Linked DNA regions of Mus musculus: region 1 is linked to region 2. The links are chromatin loops, found by intact Hi-C in ENCODE. Cell type or tissue: left cerebral cortex. All regions are shown on one strand. Each heading gives the region's core, and the rest is flanking DNA. Links, peaks and the distances in the headings are about the cores only.

Region 1 (12,241 bases), core at 2,084-10,083, 69 kb before region 2:
TAGAAAGAACAATTCTCAAATTCATTTGGAATGACAAAAAACCCTGGATAGCAAAAACTGTTCTCAACAATAGAAGAACTTCTGGGACAATCACCATCTATGACCTTAAGCTATACTACACAGCAACAGTGATAAAATCTGCATGGTATTGGTACAGAGACAGACAGGTAGATCAATAGAACAGTATTGAAGACCCAGAATTAACCCACACACCTATCCTCACTTGATCTTTGACAAAGGAGCTAAAACCACCCAGTGGGAAAAAGACAGCATTTTCAACAAATGGTGCTGGTTCAACTAGAGGGTCAGCATTTAGAAGAATGAAAATCAATCCATTCTTATCACCCTGTGCAAATCTCAACTCCACGTAGATCAAGGACCTCCACATAAAACCAGAAACACTGCACCTAATATAAGAGAAAGTGGTGAAGAACCTTAAACACATAGGCACATAGGAAAATTTCCTGAAAGAACACAAATGGTTTATGCTCTAAGGTAAAGTTTAGATATATGTGACCTTATAAAATTACAAAGCTTCTATACAGTAAAGGGAACTATCAATAGGATGAAATGTCAAACAATAGTGTGGGAAAATATCTTTACCCATTCTACATCTGACATAGGGCTAATATCCAATATATACAAAAACTCAAGAAGTTAGACCTCAGAGAGCCAAATAACCCCATTAAAAATGTAGTACAGAGCAAAACAAAGAATTCTCAACTAAGGAATACTAAATGGCTGAGAAGCAACTAAAGAAATGTTCAAAATGCTTAGTCATCAGGCAGATTCAAATCAAAACAACCCTGAGATTCAACCTCACACCAGTCAGATTGTCCAAAAGCAGAAATTCAGGTGACAGTAGAGGCTGGTGAGGATGTAGAGAAAGAGGAACACTCCTCAGTTGCTGTTGAGATTTAAGATGGTACAACCACTCTGGAAATCAGTTTGGCAGTTCCTCAGAAAATTGGAACCTGAGGATCCTGCTATACCACTCCTGGGCATATACCCAAAAGATGTTCTAATATATAACAAGGACAAATGCTCTATTATGTTCTTAGGAACCTTATTTAGAATAGCCAGAAGCTGTTAAGAACCCAGATGTCCTTCAACAGATGAATGGATACTGAAAATGTGATACATTTACACAGGGGAGTACTACTCAACTATTAAAAACAGTGAATTTCATGAAATTCTTAGGCAAATGGATAGAACTAGAAAATTTCATGCTGAGTAAGGCAACCCAATCACAAAAGAAAATGCATGATATGCACTCACTGATAAGTGGATTTTAGCCCAAAAGCTCAGAATACTCAAGATACAATTTTTTTTTGGGGGGGGGGCGGAGGACAGGGTTTCTCTGTGTAGCTCTGGCTGTCCTGGAACTCACTTTGTATACCAGGCTGACCTTGAACTCAGAAATCTGCCTGCCACTGCCTCCCAGGTGCTGGGATTAATGGCATGCACCACCACATCCGGCTCCCAAGATACAATTTACAGACCATATGATGCTCAAGAAAAGCAAGACCAAAGTATGGGTACTTTGGTCTTTCCTAAAAGACAGAACAAAATACATGTGGGTGGAGATACAGAGACAAAATACGGAGCAGAGACTGAAGGAAAGACCATGCAGAGTTTTTTCTCTCTAAGTCTATATTTTACCTTTACTGCTCCAGACCCTTCTGGGTAACTCTTCCAGGGCTGCTTTACCCTTTGCACCTGAATTTCTGCCATCAAGGAATGGTCTGTCCTACACCCCTCTCATATTGGACTCTCTTCTTCTGCCTCTGCTGTATTTCTTGCATCAGAATACTAAATATCTTGCCTCTGTCTCTGTGCCCAGCCATTGGCTGCTTGAAACTTTATTTCCCAATCAAAACCAAGGACACAGAACCATAATGTCCTGTAAACATATATACAAATTCCCATGTGGTATGGAAAATTACTCAATCTCTACTATCCTATTATAATGAAACTAAGAAACTAGGAAACAAACAAACAAAACTCAAATGCAAATTTCAGATTTCAACTTATCTTATTAAGATAAAATCGAGAATATAAAATACAAATATGTACATATACATATATATCAAGAGGATGTTGAGAAATGTTAACTAAACTTTGTCCACTTTTGAAATTTTTGTTAACTGCTGCAGCTTCTATTGAATTTGCTGTGGTGGTATAAATAAGTAAGTAAGAGTGTAAACAAGCCAATAGATAGATAGATAGATAGATAGATAGATAGATAGATAGATAGATATATAGATAGATAGATAAAGTAACATATGACCCTGAAATTTCAGTCTTTGGCCTATGACCAAAGACTTGATTCTACACAACAGTTAACTGCTCAGCCATACTTCATCTGCTATTCTCAAGAGCAAAGAAGTGGAAGTGAACTAAATGAACTATACATAATTGAGTGATCATGAAAATAGAGTAGAATTTTATGTAGGTGTCAAGAAAAATAAGAATTTGAAATTTTCATGTAAATAAGTGAAACTAGAAAAGATTGATGGTGGTGACTCAGAGCCAGAAAGACAAACAACACTGCTCTCCAAAGGAGAACTGACAAATATCAAGCACCCCATTCTGAGATGAAGAAAAGTGGGAAAATAAGAATTATTGAGAACAGAATATGTCTTCCTATGAGTATATATGGATTAAAGGAGAAGACGTCATTAATTGAGAGATAGCAGAGTGACCATGGGAATGGTTGAATGGAGACAAGGGAACAGATATAGTTACAGCACTTATATATCAAATTCTGAAAAATGAATTAAAATTATTTTAAAATGCATGGTATGTACTCACTAATAAGTGGATTTTATCAAAAAAAAAAGAAGAAGAAGAAGAAGAAGAAGAAGAAGAAGAAGAAGAAGAAGAAGAAGAAGAAGAAGAAGAAGAAGAAGAAGAAGAAGAAGAAGTACAGAATACCCAGGACACAATCCACAGAACGTAAAAAAGGTTAAACTGAAGAGCCCAAGTGAGTATGTCTCAATCCTCAATCCCTCTTGGGAGGGAGAAGAGGGCAATCTCAGGATGGGGCAGGGAGGGAGGGAACTGTGTAGAGAAGGAGACAGGGAGGAAAAGAGGGGAACATGATCAGGTATTGGGAGAGGGGGCAAGACTGAAGACAAGGGCCAACAGAAAGAATCAAAACAGGCAACCCTGGGAGGTAGAAAGTGGGGGGAACCCTCCAGAATAAACCAGAGACCTAGGATGTGGGCGACTCTCAGGACTCTAACTGAGAGACCTTATATGAAAAGCCCTACACTAGTAAGAGGGAACTTGTAGAGGCCACCTCCAGCAGAAAGGCAGGGCATCAATTGAGGGATGGGGTTGTCATCATACAGTCAAAACTCTGACACAGAATTGTGCTTGTCTGAAAGAACTGCAGGAGTAAAAATGGAGAGGAGCCAAAGCAAAAGGAGTTTGAGCAACAGAACCAAATTGGGATCAGGCTCAAGGGGAAGCTCCAAGGCCTGACACTATTACTGATGCTGTAGTGTGCTCACAAAAAGGGACCTGCCATGACTCACCTCTGAAAGATAAAACAAGCATGAAAGTTTCAGATGCAGATTATTTACACCAAATCGATGGGCAGAAGCTGCTGTCCCTGGTGGTTGAATTATTGAAAAGCTGGAAGAAGCTGAGGAGGGACACAACCCTATAGGAGGATAAGCACTGTCAACTAACCTGAACCTGTGAGTTATCTCAGACACTGAGACACCAACCAGGAACCCCCCTACATTTTAATTTTAATTGTAAAATTATACAGCAGAGGACTGCAGGATTTGGACTCAGACAGAGAAGATGCACCAAATCCTCAAGAGACAGAAGTCCACAGGGAATAGAGAGTTCTCATGGGATAGAAAATGGGGGATGGTGAAATTATCATGGAAACAGGTGAGGGGGTGGAGAAAGGTATGGGATGTGGAACATTCAGAGGATGTACAGGGAGGGAATAAAATCTGGAGTTTTAAAAATGAAGAAATAATTTTTTAAAAGGTGTCATTTGTGGTAAACTAGAAAGAGGTTTATATATTTTTAAAGTCTATCAAATATGAAGAAAAATATACATAAAATGAAGGGACATCATCTATGATCGTAACAATTTGTGTAAACTATACTATTTGTATACATTTCTTATTCTGATAAACATATAATATATTAGGTACTCAAAAATTAAGTTGCAATTACCAATTGTAAAATTATTAAAGGATCCTAGGAAATATGTAATAATAATGACAGGTGGAGTCAAAAATATTTCTATGCATTTTTAATTATTTTTCTGTGGTGAATAATTCTCACATGATTTCTGCTTACATGAATTTTTTTCTTTCAAATATTTTTTTCAGTGCAAAACTGACATCCTTATTCCTCAGGCTGTAGATGAAGGGGTTCAGCATGGGTACAACTGTAGTACAAAACACAGAGGACACTTTTGCTTGGCCCATAGAATTCAGTAATGAGGGCTGTAAGTATGTGAATGCTCCTGAACCATAAAAGATAGCAACAGCAGAGATGTGGGTACTACAAGTACTAAACCCTTTGAACTTGCCCTCACTGGAGTGAATGTAGAGAATGGTGGCAATAATGAAGATGTAGGAAGTAATAATGGTCATCACTGGGATAAAGACATTCAGTGTAGCAATAACTAGAATCAATATTTCATTGATATAGATATTAGAGGATGCAAGATTCAAGAGGGGAAGAAGATCACAGAAATAGTGGTTAATCACATCTAAATTACAGAACTGAATCCTAAACATGAAGCCAGTGATTAAGGATGAACAGACCACAGCAAAAATATATGACCCCGAAATCAGAGAATTGTAAATCTGATAGGACATGGTTACATTATAAAGCAAGGGGTTACAAATAGCAACATATCGGTCATAGGCCATTGCAGCTAACGTGTAGCACTCTGCAATACCAAATATGAAGAAGAAGTAGAGCTGAACCATGCATCCAGAGTAGGAAATGATGTTCTTCTCTGTCAGAAAGCTCATGAGCATTTTAGGAATAACAACTGTGGACTGACAGAAGTCAATGAAGGACAGACTCCTGACGAAAAAGTACATGGGGGTGTGCAGGTGGGAACTAAGCCCAATCAGTGTGATCATGCCCACGTTTCCTGTCACAGTGATTAGATAGATTCCAAGGAAGAGGAGGAAGAGGGGCAGCTGGAATTCTGGCTTCTCTGAGAGCCCAACTAAGAAGAACTCAGTCACTGTGCAGTGGTTTCCGGCTGCCATGTCCTCCAATCAGATCTAAAGGAGAATAAAGTTTGTAAGCCAATTAACTGAATAAAGTTTATTTTTCATTTACTTGTACAAAAAGCTCATGTAAACTCTTTCTGCTTAAGTATACATTTGCCATCAATATAATTGCCTTAAGTGAATTAGCTTAGATAAACACAATTAATTTTTATTTAAAAATTTAAACACATACTTAATTAAAAATGCATGTATATAAAATACTGTCATTGAGTTAAAGCTATAAAATTTCATGTGTTCAAAACTATGCCTCAAATTTGAGATGTAGAGTGCGTATTACTGTGCAAAAATATCCCACTGTGTCAAGGAAGTATTTTTTCCACAAATGCAATGAATTATTATCCAAAATCTAATTTCAGATGAGTTCTCCAGAGCTTTACTTTAGACATTACTATTTCTCTAATCCATAATCTACATAAAGTCTTTAAATACACAATAGTGAAAATTAATTGAGCTCTGGAGCACCCATTCCATTTATTATTTGAAACTTGTTACTAATAGGATTAAATAGTGAATACATGATTCTATTAACATGGGATGCTGGTTGGGGAACCATTTCTGGAAGAGAATCAGTGAACAATGGTTACCTTAGGAACCCATAAACACAAAGTGCCCAGATTCATTTCTATTACATACCAATAAAACTGATAGCTAATATAATATATCTTTTAATTTTTACAGTGTAAAGAATTAAGTATTACTGGCATCTTATCACTAATAAATCTGCAGTACAAATTTTACATTGTATGATCATATTGACAAACACTCAAGTAGAAAATTAGGTATTCCTACATATTATAATCAAAGAAACAGACTCAAGTCAGTTCTTCCTTTTCAATTTATGTGTTGTGAAATAAGAAGAATTGCAATGCAGAAACCCATTAGCTAGGGGAAAATATAAGTACTGTACTATATTCTTTCAAACTCTAAATCAGTTGTTGATTGTGTACACATAATAACTTCCTAAATAAATTAGAATTTTATCATTAAAAAGTAAGATGTTACTTTCTTCCAATCTGTACCTCTACTCTGAGATGATGGGTTTGCCTGCCCCTTTCCAATACCCCACAACCTGTCTGTGTCCAAGGGGTCTGCTGTAACCAGGGACACAGTTGAGACCCCTGCCCCAATACCTAAGTCAGCTGAAAATCCCACGGAGCAGAAAATGGGTCTATCCCCTCTGCCATAGGCCAATCATCCTTTAGATCTACACCTCCCTCTGGGACAGATCTGCTGCCTGTCTTCTCTCCCACACCCCATAGCATGCTTGCCTCCAAGGATGTCTGCCATAACTTGGGACACAGGTGAGACCTCTGTCCCACTAACCCAAGTAAACTGGGACCTTCATAGAGTCCAGCAGATGTGGGATCTCTCTTTTCTACAGGAGCCCAATCTTCTTTCTGATATGTACCTTCACCCTGGTCAGATGTGTGACTGCCCCTCTTTCATACCACATATATTACCTGTCTCTCAGGAAGTCAGCCTTAACCAGGGACACATTTGAAACATTTGACCCAAAAAAGCACACCAACCAAGACCCTCTCACTGCACAGAGACCAGCAGATTTGGGGTGTATCCTGCTCTTCCTGAGCCACATAGCCCTTCTAGTCTGTACCTCCTTCTGGAACTGGGAAAGATCCTATCCTTGGGCCCCGAAACCTGACTGTCTCCTGGGAAGTTCACGCAAAACAGCATTACAGGATGTCTTCCCTAAGCATGGACATAGGAGGACTGCTCTAAAAAGGAACAGAGGAGGCCTGTTCTAATGAGGGACACAAGAGCCCCAGTCCCCCAACATAAACATCACTTCTTGCCTTCCATAAGACCTGACTTAACCCAGGTCATTAGCTCTACTGCATCCAAACAGGGAGGATCTAGTAAGAGTCATACATGTGAATTAACACCAGAGGCAACCAGATAGCAAGAGGCAAGCACAAGAACATAAGGAAGAGAAAACATGTAATCTGGCACTATTACAATCCACTTTTCTCACCATGCAATGCCTGGATTCCATAACATATGTGAAAAGCAATATTCTGACCTAAAATCCTATCTCATGAAGATGGTAGAAGCCTTTTAAGTAGGCTATAAATAAGTTCCTTAGAGGAATACAGGAAAAGAGGCAAGTAGGTAGAAGCACTTAAAGAGGAAATGAAGAAATATAGGAAATCAAAATCAAGTAGGTGAAAAAAATGAACAAAAGAGTTAATGACATGAAACTGGAAACAGAAGAATAAAGAAATCACAAACCCTGACAGAAAACCTAGGAAAGAAATCAGGAGCTACAGATGCATGCATTACCAACAGAATAAAAAAGATAGAAGAATCTTGAGTATAAAAGAATCTCAAGTATAAAAGATATTGAAGCATCAGTCAAAGAAAAACAAAGTATAATAGGCTCTTAACTCAAAACACCAAGGAAATCCAGGACACACAAAAAGACCAAAACTAAGAATAATAGGAAAAAAGAGGGTGAAGATTCCCTATCAAAAATCAAGAAAACATCTGGAACAAAATCATAAAATAAAACTTCCCTAACCTAAAGAAAGAGATGACCAAAATGAAGAAGTCTTTAGAATACCTAATAGATTAGATCAGAAAAGATAATCCTCCCATCCCTTTCTAATCAAAGCATTAAATGCACAGAACAAAGAAGGAATAAAAAGGGCTATAAAGAAAAAAAGCTGACTTACCAGAATACACCAAACTTCTCAAAAGATATTCTAAAAGCCAGCAGATCCAGGACAGATGTCACACAGACCCTAAGAGAACAGAAATATCAGCCCAGGCTACATTGCCCAGCAAAATACTCAATCTCCATTGATGGAGAAACCAAGATATTCCATGGCAATACCAAATTTTAACAACACCTTTCAACTAATCCAACCCTACAAAGGATACTAGAAGGAAAACTTCAACTAAATTAGTGTAACTATACCCAAGAAAATACAAGAAAGTAATCATCTCATAACACCAAAAAGAAGAGAACCACACATACAAATACCATATCCATCAACAATCTTACAAGAAAATAGCAATCATTGGTCTTTAATATCTCTCAACATCAATGGGCTCAATTCTCCAATATGCTAAAAAACTGGATAAATAAATGCGATCAAGAACTTTGCTGTATACAAGAAACATAACTCAGTGTCAAAGACAGACACTACCTCAGAGAAGAATGCTGGAAAAAAATCCAAGTAAATGGGAAAAAATACTTGTGTAGCCATTATAATATCCAATAAAATAGATTTTTCAACCAGAAGATAACAAAAGAGATGAGGATGGACACTTTATACTCAACAAAGGAAAAATCCACCAAGATGAACTCTTAATTCTGAACATCTATCCCACAAATGCAAGAGTATCCACATCCATAAAGAAAACCTTTATTAAAGATCAAAACACACACTGAACCTCACATAGTAATAGTGGGATATGTAAACACCATACTCTCACCAATGGAGAGATCATGGAAAACAAAACTACACAGAACGAGATTGAAACTAACAGGAGTTATGAACTAAATGGTTTTATTATATAACATCAGGATATTTTACTCTAAAATAAAAGAATATAAATTTTCAGTAACTCATGGAGCTTTCTCCAAAATGGACAATAAAATCAGACACAAAACAAGCCTAAACACATACAAGAAGTTTCAAATAATTCTATGCATACTCTCCCATAGACAATGGCTGAACTTCTATAGCCATAAAAACAAGAATCATGGAAACCGAATAACTTTCTACTTGATAATAAATTGATGAATGAAGAAATAAACAGCAAAATTAAAGACTTTTGAGAATTCAATGAAAATTAAGGCAGAACATATCCAAATAAGTGGGACACAATGAAAGCAGTGCTAAGAAGAAAATCCACAACACTAAGAACCTTCATAAAGAAATTTGAGAGGTCCTACACTAGCAACTTAATCATATATCTAAAACCTCTAGAAGATAAAGATCAAACACATCCAACAAGAGTAGAAGGGAAGAAATAATCAAACTCATGTCTGGATATAACCTGTTAGAAACAAAGAGAACTATACAAAGAATCAAAAAAAAATTAAGAGCTGGTTCTTTGAGAAAATCAACAAGATAGATAAACCCTTAGTCAAATTAACTAAAGGACACAGAGATAGTACCAAAATGAACAAAATCAGAAATTAAAATGGAGACTTAACAACAGAAACTCTGGAAATTAAACATATATATATATATATATATATATATATATATATATATATATATATATATATATATCTCAGGTCTTACTACAAAAACTGTACTCAACAAAACTAGAAAATCTAAATGAAATGGATAATTTTCTAGACTGATACCACTTACCAAAGTTAAATCAAGATCATGTAAACCATCTAAACACTCCTGTAACCACTGAAGAAATAGAAGCAATCATTAAAAACCTTCCAACCACAAAAAAATGGTTTTAGTTCAAAATTGTACCAGACATTCAAAGAAGAGCTAATACCAAGACTCCTCAAACTATTTCACAGAATAGAACCATAAGGAAACCTACCTAATTTATTGTATGATGCCACAGTTCCTCAGATACTTAAACCACACAAAGACACACAAAGAAAGAATGTCAGCCCAAATATGCTTATAAATATCAATGCAGAAATCGTCAATAACATTCTCACAAACTAAATACAAGAATACATCAACAGCATCATACATCATGATCAATTATGCTTAATCCCAGGCATGCAGAAATGGCTCAGGATATGAAATTCCATCAACATAATCCACCATATAAACAAACTCAAATAACTCACATCATAACCTATAATATTCTATAAATGCATTTGAAAAATTACAACTCTACTTCACCCAAAAAATATTTGAGATTAGGAATTCATGACACACACATAAACATAATAAAAGCAATATATAGCAAACAAACAGCCAACTTCAAATTAAATGGAGAGAATCTAGGAGCAATCCCCAAAAATCAGGGACAAAAAAGGCTGCCCCACTCTCTCAGTATCTATTTAATATAGTACTCAAAGTTCTAGCTAGACACCAGAGAACATCAAAGTGGATACAAGTTAGGAAGGAAGAAACCAGGGTATTACTATTTGCAGATTATATGAATAGTATACATAACAGATGCCAAAAATTCTACCATAGAACTCCTAATGTTGAGAAACAACTTCAGCAATATGGCTGGATTTCAAATGGACTCAACCACATCATTAGGCTTCCTTTATACGAATGATAATTGAGCTGAGAAAGAAGTTAGGGAAATAAAACCCTTCACAATATCCACAAATAATATAAGAAATTCTTAGGCTATCTCTAACCAGGCAAGTGAAAGATCTGTATGTGAAGAACTTGAAATCCCAGAGGAAAGAAATCAAAGAACACAGAAGATAGTAAATTCTCCCATGCTAATGGAATGCTAAGACTGGCACAGTAAAAATGATTTCTTACCAAAAGCAATCTAGAGATTCAATGAAATAACCATTAAACTGTCAACACAATTCTTCAAAGACATGGAAAGAGCAATTCTCAACTTCATATGAAATAAACAAAAACAAAACAAAAGTAAAAATAAAAAAATACAAATAATAATTTAAAAAAAATCCCCGCTGGGAAGTGATGGTGCACACCTTTAATCCCAGCACTTGGGAGGAAGAGGCAGGTGGGTTTCTGAGGTCGAGGCTAGCCTGGTCTACAGAGTGAGTTCCAGAACAGCCAGGACTACACAGAGAAATACTGTACCAAAACAAAAACAAAAACAAAAACAAATAAAAAAAAAACCAACCAAACACACAAACAAACAAAAATCCCAGGATAGAAAAAAACAATCTCAACAAAGGAACATTTGGGGGAAATCACTATTCTTCAACCTCAAGCTGTAGCACATATAGAGCAATAGAGAGTAAAAACAAATAGTATTGGTACAGAGTCTGACAGGTCAATCAATGGAATAAACTTGAAGACCCAGAAATAAATGAACATACATATGGACACTCACTTAACAAAGAAACCAAAAACATTCGATGGATAAAAGAAATAACCTTCAACAAATTGTGCTGGCCTAACTGGTGGTCTACATGTAGAAGAATGCAAATTGATCCATATCTATTACCTGGTACAAAGGTCAAGTCCATGTGGATCAAGGACCTCAAAATAAACCCAGATATATAAAGTTTAATACATGAGAAAGTAGCAAATAACCTAGAATGCATTGGCACAAGGGAAAATTTCCCATACAGAAGACCAGTGAATCAGGTTCTAAGATCAACAATTGATGAATGGAACCTCATGGAAATAAAATTCTTCTGCAAGGAAAAGAACGCTGCCAATGGGACAAAATGACAGACTACAGATTTGGAAAATATCTTTAGTATCCCTACATCCAATACAGAGCTAAAATATACAACACACACAAGTAGGTAGAATCCAGAAAAGCAAATAACCCAATGAAAATATGGGATACAGAGATAAACAGGGAAATTTCAGCAGAAGAATCTCAAATGACTGAGAATCACTTAAAGCAATGTTCAGCAACCTTAGTCATCAAGGAAAGACAAAACAAAATTATTATGATATTACACCTTAAACCAATCAGATTGGATAAGATCAAAAACTCTGGAGACAGCATACACTGGCAAGGATATGGAGAAAGAGGAGCTCTTATACATTGCTGATGTGATTGCAAACTGGTACAGCCACTATGGAAATGAATATGGTAGTTCCTCTGAAAATTAGAAATAGTTCTATCTAAAGAACAAGCTGTATCATTCTTGAGCATATAACCGAAAGATATTCCACTATACCAGAAGGACACATGCTCTACTTATGTTTATAGTGGCCTTATTTGTTATAGCCAGAAGCTGGAAACTGCCCAGATGCCCCTCAACTGAAGAGTGGATGCAGAAAATGTGTTTCATTTACATAGTGGAATATTATCCAGCCATTAAAAACAAG
Region 2 (12,241 bases), core at 1,364-9,363:
AATATGCTTTAATTCACTCAATGACTCGTCATTCTTTTGTGTTTTTGCTTTTGTTTTTGTTTTTTTGTTTGTTTTTTGTTTTTTTTTTTTGGTTTTGTTTTTCAAGACAGGGTTTCTTTGTAGCCCTTGCTGTCCTGGAACTCACTTTGTAGACCAGGCTGGCCTCGAACTCAGAAATCTGCCTGCCTCTGTCTCCCAAGTGCTAGGATTAAAGGTGTGAGCCACCATGCCCGAAACTCCATGTGGTTAATAGATCCCCTTCCGATATTCTTGAGTTAATTCTTTCTCTATTTTTTTTAATATATATTTCCTGGGCATTTTTGTTTGATTTTCCTTTTTATTTATTTATTTTATAAAATGGATGTTATTCCTTTCCTAGCCCACCACATACCACATTCCATATCTCCTCCCCATGCCCCTGTCTTCATTATGATGTCCCTACTTCCCACCCCACCACACCAGAACTCTAAACTCCCTGGGGCCTCCAGTCTCTTCAGGGTTAGGTGAATCTTCTATGACTAAACCCAGACCAGGCAGTTCTCTCCTATATATGTGTTGGGTGCCTCATAACAGCAGTTGTATGCTGCTGGGATGGTGGTCCAGTATCAGAGATCTTGTGGATCTAGGTGAATTGAGACTGCTGGTTCTTCTAAAAGATCATCCTTCTCTTCATTTTCTTCAAGCTTTCCCCTAATTCCACCACAGAGGTCAGCAACTTCTCTACATTAATTTGGTGTAGATATCTGCCTCTGACTCTTTCAGCTGCTTGTTGGGTCTTTTGGAGGGTACTCATGCTAGGTGTCTTTTTGTGACTGCTCCATAGCTCCATAATAGATAAAAATGGTGTCAGGTCTTGGGGGTTCCCTTTGACCTGGATCCCACTTTGGGCCAGGAGCTGGACCTGCTTTTACTCAGGCTCCTCTCCATATCCATCCATGCAGTTCTTTCAGACAGGAGCAATCTTGGGTCAGAGTTTTGACTGTGAGATGGCAACCCCATTCCTCATTTGATGTTCTGGCTTTCTGCTGGAGGTAGGCTATAGAAGTTCCCCCTCACTAATGTAGGGCATTCCATCTAAGGTTCATCTTTTAATCCTGAGAGTCACTTTCCAGGTCTCTGAAACATTCAATTGCTTTCTGATTGCCATATGGTGGAATCTCACGTTCATTTTGATTATCATTTCTCTGATCACTAAGGATTTTGAACATTTCTTTAGGTGTTTCTCAGCCATTCGCAGATTCCTCTGTTGAGAATTCTCAGTTTAGTTTGATCCTCCATTTTTTTGATTGGGTTGTTTGGGGTTTTGGTGGCTAGCTTCTTGAGTTCTTTATACATTTTGGAATATTAGCCCACTATCGAATGTTGGGTTAGTAAAGATGCTTTTTCCCAATGTGTAGGTGGCTGAATTGTCTTAAAGGCTTTGTCTTTTGCCTTACAGAAACATTCCAGTTTCATGAGGGTGGATTTACCAATTCTTAATCTTAGAGCATGAGCCATTGGGGTTCTGTTTATGAAATTTTCCCCTGTGCCAAAGAGTTCGAGGCTCTTTCCCAATTTCTCTTCTATTAGATTCAGTATATCAGGTTTTATGTTGAGGTCCTTGATCCACTTGGACTTGAGCTTTGCACGGTGACAAATATGGGTCTATTTTCATTTTTCTACATATTGACAGCCAGTAAGACCAGCACCATTTTGTAGCCTCACACAAGCCTGAAGCAGGCTGAGCCATACCTTAACTTTGCTTACCACTAAGGAGATCACCTATGGTGGAGCCTGCCTCCCTGGATCACTCTATTGTTCTGCCACTGCTGCTGCTGCTACCTGCTGGAAGTTGACCTAGCTGTTCCAGAGTCTACATCTGATCCTACAAGTGGTCACCTGCAGCTGGGCTCCAAGGATGATTTGGCAGGAATGGGCTTTCCCCTCTCCTCTATAAAGCATGTCCACCATTAAAAATTTGAACCTTGAGCAGACTAGTTATCTTGGTTCCATTATTTCTCTACATGCCTAGATTCCCTCTTCTCTTCCATTTCCAAGATGCCTTCCAGGCTTGAACCTGGACATGAGAGCCACAGGCCGGCCCCAACACCACTTGTTTAAGATGATTTCATTTTTCTATTGTATATTTTTGGCTCCTTTGTCAAAGATAAAGTCCTTTTAAGTGTGTGGTTTTATTTCTGGGTCTTCACTTCTATTCCATTGATCAAGGTGTCTATCTCTGTACCAATACCATGCAGTTTTAATCACTACTGCTCTGTATAAAGCTTTAGGTCAGGAATAGTGATTCCCCCCAGTCACTCTTTTACTGTTAAAGACTTTTTAAGTTATTTTGTTTTTATTATTATTATTATTAGATATTTTCTTTATTTAAAATTCAAATGTAATCCCCTTATCTGACTTCCCCTCCAAAATCCCCTATCTCATTCCCCTTTAACCTTTTTCTATGAGGATGTTCCCCTGCCCACACACTCACTTCTGCTTCCCCTCCTGGCATAACTGGGTCATCCAGCCTTCACAGGACCAAGGGCCTCTCCTCCCATTGATGTCCATCAAGTCTATCCTCTGCTACTTATGCAACTGGAGCCATGGGTTGCTCCATGTTTATTCTTGGGTTGGTGGTTTAGTCCCTGGGAATTCTGGGGGGTCTTGTTGTTTGATATTGTTGTTCCTCCTATGGGTTTGCAAACCCGCTCAGTACTTTCAGTACTTTTAAAAATTCCTCCATTGGGGATGCTGTACTCAATTCAATGGTTGGCTATGAGCACCCACCTCTGGATTTCTCAGGCTCTTGCAGAGACTCTCAGGAGACAGCGATATCCTGTTCCTAATAGCAAGAACTTTTTGGCATCCACAATGTTGTCTGGTTTTGTTAACTGTATATGGTATGGATCTAGAGAACTCCTAAACTTGATAAAGAACTTCAGCAATGTGACTGAGTGTAAAATTACAACAAATCATTAGCCTTCCTATTATCAAAGGACTAACAGACAGGGAAATAAATTAGGGAAGCGAAAAAGCCTTTACAATACTCAAAAATAATATAAAATACTTTGGGGTAACTTTAACCAAGCAAGTGAAAGATCTGTAAGATAAAAACTACAAGTCTCTGAAGAAAGAATTCAAAGATCTCAAAAGATGATACGATCTCTCATGTTCGTCGATTGGCAGGATTATTATTGTAAAAATAGGCATTTTTCCTAAAGCAATCTACTAATTCAATGTAATCGCCACCAAAATTCCAACTCAATTCTTCATACAGTTAGAACAAACAATTCTCAAATTCATGTAGAATAACAAAAAACTCAGGGTAGAGAAAACCATTCTCAACATAGAAGAACTTCTGGGGAAATCACCATCCCTGACCTTAAGTTGCATTACAGAGCAATAGTTACAAAAACTGAGATTCCACCTCACACCAGTCAGAATGTCTAAGATCAAAAACTCAGGTGACAGCAGATACTGGCGAGGATGTGGAGAAAGAGGAACACTCCTCCATTGTTGGTGAGATTGCAAGCTTGTACAACCACTCTGGAAATCAGTCTGGCGGTTCCTCAGAAAATTGGACATAGTACTACCGGAGGATCCTACAATACCTCTCCTGGGCATATATCCAGAAGATGTTCCAACTGGTAAGAAGGACACATGCTCCACTATGTTCATAGCAGGCTTATTTATAATAGCCAGAAGCTGGAAAGAACCCAGATGTCCCTCAACAGAGGAATGGATACAGAAAATGTGTTACATTTACAGAATGGAGTACTACACAGCTATTAAAAAGAATGAATTTATAAAATTCCTAGGCAACTGGATGGACCTGGAGGGCATCATCCTGAGTGAGGTAACCCAATCACAAAAGAACTCATAGGATATGTACTCATTAATAAGTGGATATTAGCTCATAAACTTAGGATACATTTGCAAAACACATGACACCCAAGAAGAACAAAGACCAAAGCGTGGACACTTTGCCCCTTAGAATTGGAAACAAAACACCCATGGAAGGAGTTACAGAGACAAAGTTTGGAGCTGAGACAAAAGGATGGACCATCTAGAGACTCCCATACCTGGGGATCCATCCCATAATCAGCCTCCAAATGCTGACATCATTGCATACACTAGCAAGATTTTGCTGAAAGGATCCTGATATAGCTGTCACTTGTGAGGCTATCCCGGGGCCTAGCAAACACAGAAGTGGATGCTCACAGTCAGCTATTGGATGGATCACAGGGCCCCCAATGGAGGAGCTAGAGAAAGTACCCAAGGAGATAAAGGGGTCTACAACCCTATAGGTGGAAGAACATTATGAACTAACCAGTACCTCCCAAAGCTCATGTCTCTAGCTGCATATTTATCAGAAGATGGCCTAGTCAGCCATCATTGGGAAGAGAGGCCCCTTGCTCTTGCAAACTTTATATGCCTCAGTACAGGGGAATGCCAGGGCCAAAAAGTGGGACAGGGTGAGTAAGGGAGTGGGAGGGGTATGGGGGACTTTTGGGCTAGCATTAGAAATGTAAATGAAGAAAATACCTAATTAAAAAAAAAAACTTCAGAACAAAGTGGTGGATGAAAAAAAAAAAACTGTATGGTATTGGTACAGAGACAGGCAGGTTGATCAATCGAACAGAATTGAAGACCCATAAATCAACCCAAACACCTATGATCACTTCATCTTTGACAAAGGAGCTAAAACCATTCAGTGGAAAAAAGACAGCATTTTCAACAAATGGTGCTGGTTCAACTGGAGGTCAGCATGGAGAAGAGTGAAAATCAATTAATTCTTATCTCCTTGTACAAATCTCAAGTCCAAGTGGATCAAGGACCTCCACATAAAACCAGAAGTGCTGAAACTAATATGAAAGGAAGTGGGGAAGAACCTCAAACACATAGGCACAGGAGAAAAATTCCTGAACAGAACGCACATTGCTTATACTATAAGATCAAAAATAAACAAATGGGCCTTCATAAAATTGCAAAGATTCTATATGGCAAAGGCCACTGTCAATAGGACAAAATGTCAACCAAAAGATTGGGAAAGACCTTTACCAAACCTTCATCCCATAGAGGGCTAATATCCAATATATAAAAAGAACTCAAGAAGTTAGAACCCAGAGAGCAAAATAACCCTATTAAAAATGCAGTACAGAGCTAAACAATGAATTATCATCTGAGGAATAACAAATGGCTGAGAAGCACCTAAAGAAATGTTCAACATCTTTTTCATCATGGAAATACAAATTAAACCAACCCTCAGATTCCACATCAGAGCACTTAGAGTGGCTAAGGTCAAAAACTCAAGTGACAGCAGATGCTGGAAAGGAGAAAAAGAGGAACACTCCTCCATTGCTGGTGAAACTGTAAGCTTGTAAAACCACTCTGGAAATCAGTTTGGCAGTTCCTCAGAGAATTGGACATAGTACTCTCTGAGGACCCAATTATATCATTCCTGGGCATAAACCCAAAAGATATTCTAACATATAACAAGGACAAATGCTTTACAATGTTCCTAGAAACCTTATTTACAATAGCCAGAAGCTTTTAAGAACCCAGATGTCCTTCAACAGAGGAATGGATACAGTAAATGTAGTACATTTACACAATGGAGTACTACTCAGCTATTTAAAACAATGAATTAATGAAATTCTTAGGTAAATGGATGGAACTAAAAATTTCATCCTGAGTGAGATAAACCAATCACAAAAGAACACACATGATATGCACTCACTGATAAGTGGATATTAGCCCAAAAGCTCAGAATACCCAAGATACAATGTACAGACTACATAAAGATCAAGAAGAAGCAAGACCAAAGTATGTGTGCTTTAGTCCTTCCTAGAAGGCAGAACAAAATACCCATGGGAGGAGATACAGAGACAAAACGTGGAACAGAGACTGAAGGAAAGACCATCAAGAGTTTATTCTTTCTACATCTGTATTTTATCTTTTCTGCTACAGATCCTTCTAAGTAATTCTCCTGGGGCTGCTTTCCCCTTTTCACCTGAATTTCTGCCATCAAGGAGTGGTCTGTCCTACACCATTCTCATGTTGGACTCCCTTCTTCTTCCTCTCCTGGGTTTCTTGTATCAAAATCCTAAATAACTTGCCTCTGTCTCCGTACCCAGCCATTGGCTATTTGAACCTTTATTTCCCAATCAAAACCAAGGACACATAATCGCACTATCTTGCACGCAGACATACTAATTTTCATGTAATATGGAAAATTAGTTAATCTCAACAATTTCATTACGATGAAAGCAACAAACTCGTAAACAAACAAAACAAAAATGCAAATTTCAAATTTCAACCTACCCTATTCAGATAAAAATCAAGAATACAAAATTTTGGTAACTGCTACAACTATAATTGAATTTTCTATGGTGAGTTAAATAAGTAGCTAAGAGTGTAAATAAGCCAGCAAATGAATGAATGAATGAATGAATGAATGAACGAACAAACAAAAAAACAAACAAACAAACAAACAAACAAACAAATAAATAAATTCAAGTCTGTCCTAATACCAAAGGACTTGACATTCTATACAACAGTTTAGTCATATTTCATCTACTGCTATTCTCAAGAGCAAAAAAAATGAAAGTGACTTAAAGAACTATACATGATTAAATGTAATGAAAATACAGTAGAATTTTAAGTAAATAGAAAAAGAATTTGAAATTTTTATGTAAATAAATGAAACTAGAAAAGATTGATGGAGGTGACTCAGAGCCAGAAAGAGTATCAACACATGCTCTTCAATGTAGAACTGAGAATTCTTAAGCACTACATTCTGAGATGAAGAACTGTGAGAAAATAAGAATTACTGAGAACAGAATTAGTCTTCATATGGGCATATATGGAATAAAGGAGACAAAGCCATTAATTTGAGAGAGAGCAGAGTGACCATGGGAGTGGTTAAAGGGAGATGAGGGACCACTTAAAATTACAGCACTCTCATATTAAATTCTGAAAAATGAAAGGAGCTGGTGGTGGGGGTAGGGGAAGGTATGGAATGTAGAACATTCAGAGGATGGACAGGGAGGGGATAAAGTCAGGAGTGTAAAAAAAGATAAAATAAATTCTTTTAAAGGTATCACTTGTTGTAATTAACAAAAAGTTTATATTTTTAAAGTAAAGTTTATCAAATATGAAGGAAAATATACATACAATGATGGGATGTCATCTATAAGAATAACAATTTGTATAATCTATAATATTTGTATATGTTTTGATTCTCATAAACATATAACATATTAGGTACTCAAAAATTAAGTTGCAATTTCTAATTGTAAAATTATTAAAGGATCCTAGCAAATAAGTAATAATAATGACAGGTGGAGTCGAAATATATTTCTATGTATTTTTAATTACTTTTCTGTGATAAACAATGTTCACATGATTCCTGCTTACATGAATTTTTTTCTTTCAAGTATTTTCTTCAATGAAATACTGACATCCTTATTCCTCAGGCTGTAGATTAAGGGGTTCAGCATGGGTACAACAGTAGTATAAAACACAGAGGACACTTTTGCTTGGCCCATAGAATTCAGTGATGAGGGCTGTAAGTACGTGAATGCACCAGAACCATAAAAGATAGCAACAGCAGAGATGTGGGAACTGCAAGTACTAAAAGCCTTGAACTTGCCCTCCCTGGAGTGAATGCAGAGGATGGTGGCAATAATGAAGATGTAGGAAGTAATAATGGTCAGCACTGGGATAAAGACATTCAGTGTAGCAATAACTAGAATCAATATTTCAATGATAAACGTATTAGAGGATGCAAGATTCAAGAGGGGTAGAAGATCACAGAAATAGTGGTTAATCACATCTAAATTGCAGAACTGAGTCCTAAGCATGAAGCCAGTGTTTAAGGATGAACAGAACACAGCAAAAATATATATTCCTGAAATCAGAGAACTGTAAATCTGATAGGACATGGTTACATTGTAAAGCAAGGGGTTACAAATAGCAACATATCGGTCATATGCCATTGCAGCTAATGTGTAGCACTCTGCAATACCAAATATGAGGAAGAAGTAGAGCTGAGCCATACATCCAGAGTAAGAGATGATGTTCTTCTCTGTCAGAAAGCTCATGAGCATTTTAGGAATAACAACTGTGGACTGACAGAAGTCAATGAAGGACAGACTGCTGAGGAAATAGTACATGGGTGTGTGCAGGTGGGAACTGAGCCCAATTAGTGTGATCATGCCCAGGTTCCCTGCCACAGTGATCAGATAGATTCCTGTGAAGAGCAGGAAGAGTGGCAGCTGGAGTTCTGACTTCTCTGAGAGCCCAACTAAGAAGAACTCAGTCACTGTGCAGCGGTTTCCTGCTGCCATGTCCTCCAATCAAATCTAAAGGAGAAAAAAGTTTGCAAACCAATTAACTGATTAAAGTTTATTTTTCATTTACTTGTACAAAAAGTCCGCATGTAAATTATTTCTGCTTAAGTATACATTTGCCATCAATATAGTTTCCTTTAGTGAATTAACTTAGATAAATACAATTAATTTTTAAAAATTTTAAACATATACTTAAAATTAAGAATGCATTTATATAAAATACTACCATTGAGTTAAAGCTATAAAATTTCATGTGTTCAAAACTATGCCTCAAATTTGAGATATAGAGTGAGTATTAGTGTGCAAAGATATCCTACTGTGTCAAGGAAGTAATTTTTCCACAAAGGCAATGAATTATTATCCAAAATCTGATTTCAGATGGGATCTCCAGAGTCCTACATTTTGACATTTCTATTTCTCTAATCCATAATCTACATTAAGTCTTTAAATACACCAAAGTGAAAATTAATTGAGCTATGGAGCACCCATTGCATTAAATATTTGAAATTTGGTACTACTAGGATTAAGTAGTGAATGCATGATTCTACTAGCATGGGATGCTGCTTGGGGAACCATTTCTGGAAGAGAATCAGTCAGTAGTGTTTATCTAAGGAACCCAAAAAGACAAAGTGCCCAGATTCACTCCTATTTCATACCAAGAAAACTGATATCTAATACAATATATTTTTTAATTTTTACAGTGTAAAGAATTAAGTATTACTGGCATCTTATCACTCAAAAAAATCTGCAGTACAATTTTTGCATTGTAAGTTAATACTGAAAAACTTTCAAGTAGAAATTTAGGTATTCCTACATATTAAAATTAAAGAAAGAGACTCAAGTCACATCTTCCTTTTCCACTTATATGTTGTGAAATAAGGAGGATTGCAATGCAGAAACCCATTAGCTAGGGGAAAATATAAGTACTGTCTTATATTCTTTCAAACTCTGCATCATTTATTGATTGTGTACACATAATAACTTCCTAAATGAATTAGAATTTTGTCATTAAAGACATTTCTTTCTTCCCATCTGCACCTCTACTCAGAGATGATGGGCTTGCCTACCCCTTTCAAATACCCCAGAGCCTGTCCGTGTCCAAGGGGTCTGCTGTAACCAGGGACACAGTTGAGATCCCTGCCCCAATACCTAAGGCAGCTGAAAAATCCCACGGAGCAGAAAGTGGATCTATCCCCTCTGCCATAGGCCAATCATCCTTTAGATCTGAACCTCCCTCTGGGACAGATCTGCTGCCTGTCTCTTCAACCACATCCCATAGCATGCTTGTCTCCAAGGATGTCTGACATAATTTGGGACACAGGTGAGACCTCTTTCACACTAACCCATTTCAACTGGGACTTCGTAGAGTCCAGCAGATGTGGGATCTATCTTTTTTACAGGAGCCCCATCTTCTTTCTGATATGTACCTTCACCCTGGTAAGATAGATCAGTGTGACTGCCCCTCTTTCATACCACACATATTGCCTGGAGATCAGCCTTAACTAGGGACACATTTGAAACATTTGACACAATAAGCACAGAAACCATGTCCCTGCCACTGCACAGAGACCAGCAGATTTGGGATGTATCATGCTTTGCCTAAGCCACATAGTCCTTTTATTCTGTACCTCCATCTGGAACTGGGGAAGATCCTACCCTTGGAACCCAAAACCTGACTGTCTCCTGGGAAGTTCACCCTAAACAGGATCGCAGGACATCTGCCCTAACCATGGACATAAGAAGACTGCTCTAACCAGGGACAGAGGAGGCCTATTCTAATGAGGGACACAAGAGTCCCACTCCCCCAACATAAACAGCACTTCCTGCCATCCAGGAGGCCTGACCTAACCCAGGTCATTAACTCTACTTCATCCAACCAGGGAGGCTCCAGTAAGAGATATACATGTGCATTAACACCAGAGGTTACCAAATAGCAAGAGGCAAGCACAAGAACATAAACAACAGAAATCATGTAATCTGGCACTATTACAATCTACTTTTCTCACCATGAAATGCCTGGATTCCATAACATACCTGAAAAGGAATATTCTGACCTAAAATCCCATCTTATGAAGATGGTAGAAGCCTTTTAAGGAGGCTATAAAAACTCCATTAGAGGAATACAAGAAAAGAGGCAAATAGGTAGAAGCACTAAAAGAGAAAATTAAGATATCCCTTGACGGACTATAGAAAATTAAAATCAAGTAGGTAAAAGAAATGAACAAAACAGTTAATGACATAAAACTGGAAACAGAAGAATAAAGAAATCACAAACCCAGACAGAAAACCTAGGAAAGAGATCAGGAGCTACAAATGCAAGCATCACCAGCAGAATACAAAAGATAGAAAAATAAATACCATAAAAGATATTGAAGCATCAATGAAAGGAAAACAAAGTATAATAGGCTCTTAACTAAAAATGCCAAGGAAATCCAGGACACACAAATGACCAAAACTAAGAATAATAGGAATAGAAGAAGGTAAAGATTCCCTGTCAAAAATCAAGAAAACATCTGCAACAAAATTAGAAAAGAAAACTTCCCTAACCTAAAGAAAGAGATGACCAAGATGAAGACTTTATAATATCTAATATATTAGATCAGAAAAGATAATGCTCCCATCACATTCTAATCAAAGCATTAAATGCACAGAACAAAGAAGGAATTATAAGGGCTGTAAAGGAAAAAGGTTGACTTACCAGAATACACCAAACTTCTCAAAAGAGATTCTAAAAGCCAGAAGACTCAGGACAGATGTCACATAGACTCTAAGGGAACAGAAATATCAGCCCAGGCTACTTTGCCCAGAAAAATACTCAATGACCATTGATGGAGAAATCAAGATATTCCATGACAAAACCAAATTTTAACAACACCTTTCAACTAATCCATCCCTGCAAAGGATACTAGAAGGAATACTTCATTCCAAGGAGGGTAACTACACCCATTAATACACAAGAAAGTAATCATCTCACAACACCAAAAAGAAGAGAACCACACATACATAATACCATATCCATCAACAATATTACCAGAAAATAACAATCATTGGTCTTTAATATCTCTCAACATTAATGGGGTCAATTCTCCAATAAGAAGACAAAAGCTAAAAAACTGGATAAATAAATGTGATCAAAAACTTTGCTGTATACAAGAAACATAACTCAGTGATAAAGATAGACACTACTTCAGAGAAGAATGCTGGGAAAAAATTCCAAGTATATATATATATATATAAAACAAGAACAAGAACAACAACAAAAAACAAAAAAAAAACAAAAACAAAAACTTGTGTAGCCATTAAAATATCCAACTAATTAATTTTCAACCAGAAGATAACAAAAGAAATGGGGATGAACACTTCATACTCATCAAAGAAAAAAATCCACCAAGATGAACTCTTAATCCTGAACATCTATCCCACAAATGCAAGAGTACCCACATCCATAAAGAAAAACTTTATTAAAGCTCAAAACACAGTGAACCTCACAGAGTATTTGTGGGATATGTAAACACCACACTCTCACCAAAGGAGGGATCATGGAAAACAAAACTACACAGAAAGAGATTGAACATCTATCTCACAAATGCAAGAGTACCCACATCCATAAAAAGAAGAAAAAAGCTTTATTAAGGCTCAAAACACACACTAAACCTCACACAGTAATAGTGGGATATGTCAACACCACACTCTCACAAATGGAGAGGTCATGGAAAACAAAACTACACAGCAAAAGATTGAAAATAACAGAAGTTATAAAACAAATGGTTTTATGATATAACTTCAGGATGTTTTACTCTAAAACAAAAGAATATAACGTCTCAGCACCCCATGATACTTTCTCAAAAATGGACAATAAAATCAGACACAAAACAAGCCTAAACACATATAAGAAGATAAAAATA

Evidence for each region. Hi-C counts contacts between places; a loop is a spot of excess contacts. Peaks named below come from ENCODE experiments on the same cell type or tissue, not always from the same donor. Only the 100,000 strongest peaks of a DNase experiment are listed, where the experiment ranks them.
Region 1: it touches region 2 in a loop (7-fold over the local background); 6 of 42 quality-filtered maps call a loop at or near these places.

The regions. Positions count from the first base shown.
Region 1 is chr9:39,210,379-39,222,619 of GRCm38, reverse strand. It overlaps Olfr944 (olfactory receptor 944), which reads right to left and starts at 5,261. Exons shown (of 1, transcript NM_146507.1): 1 at 4,326-5,261. The coding sequence starts at 5,261. The coding sequence ends at 4,326. In left cerebral cortex, for the core only: no CTCF peak of the experiment used is centred there; no DNase peak of the experiment used is centred there.
Region 2 is chr9:39,140,194-39,152,434 of GRCm38, reverse strand. Olfr27 (olfactory receptor 27) reads right to left here. Exons shown (of 2, transcript NM_146829.2): 2 at 7,363-8,348. The coding sequence starts at 8,333. The coding sequence ends at 7,398. Among named protein-coding and RNA genes, the nearest start is that of Olfr27, 18 kb to the right of the region's middle. In left cerebral cortex, for the core only: no CTCF peak of the experiment used is centred there; no DNase peak of the experiment used is centred there.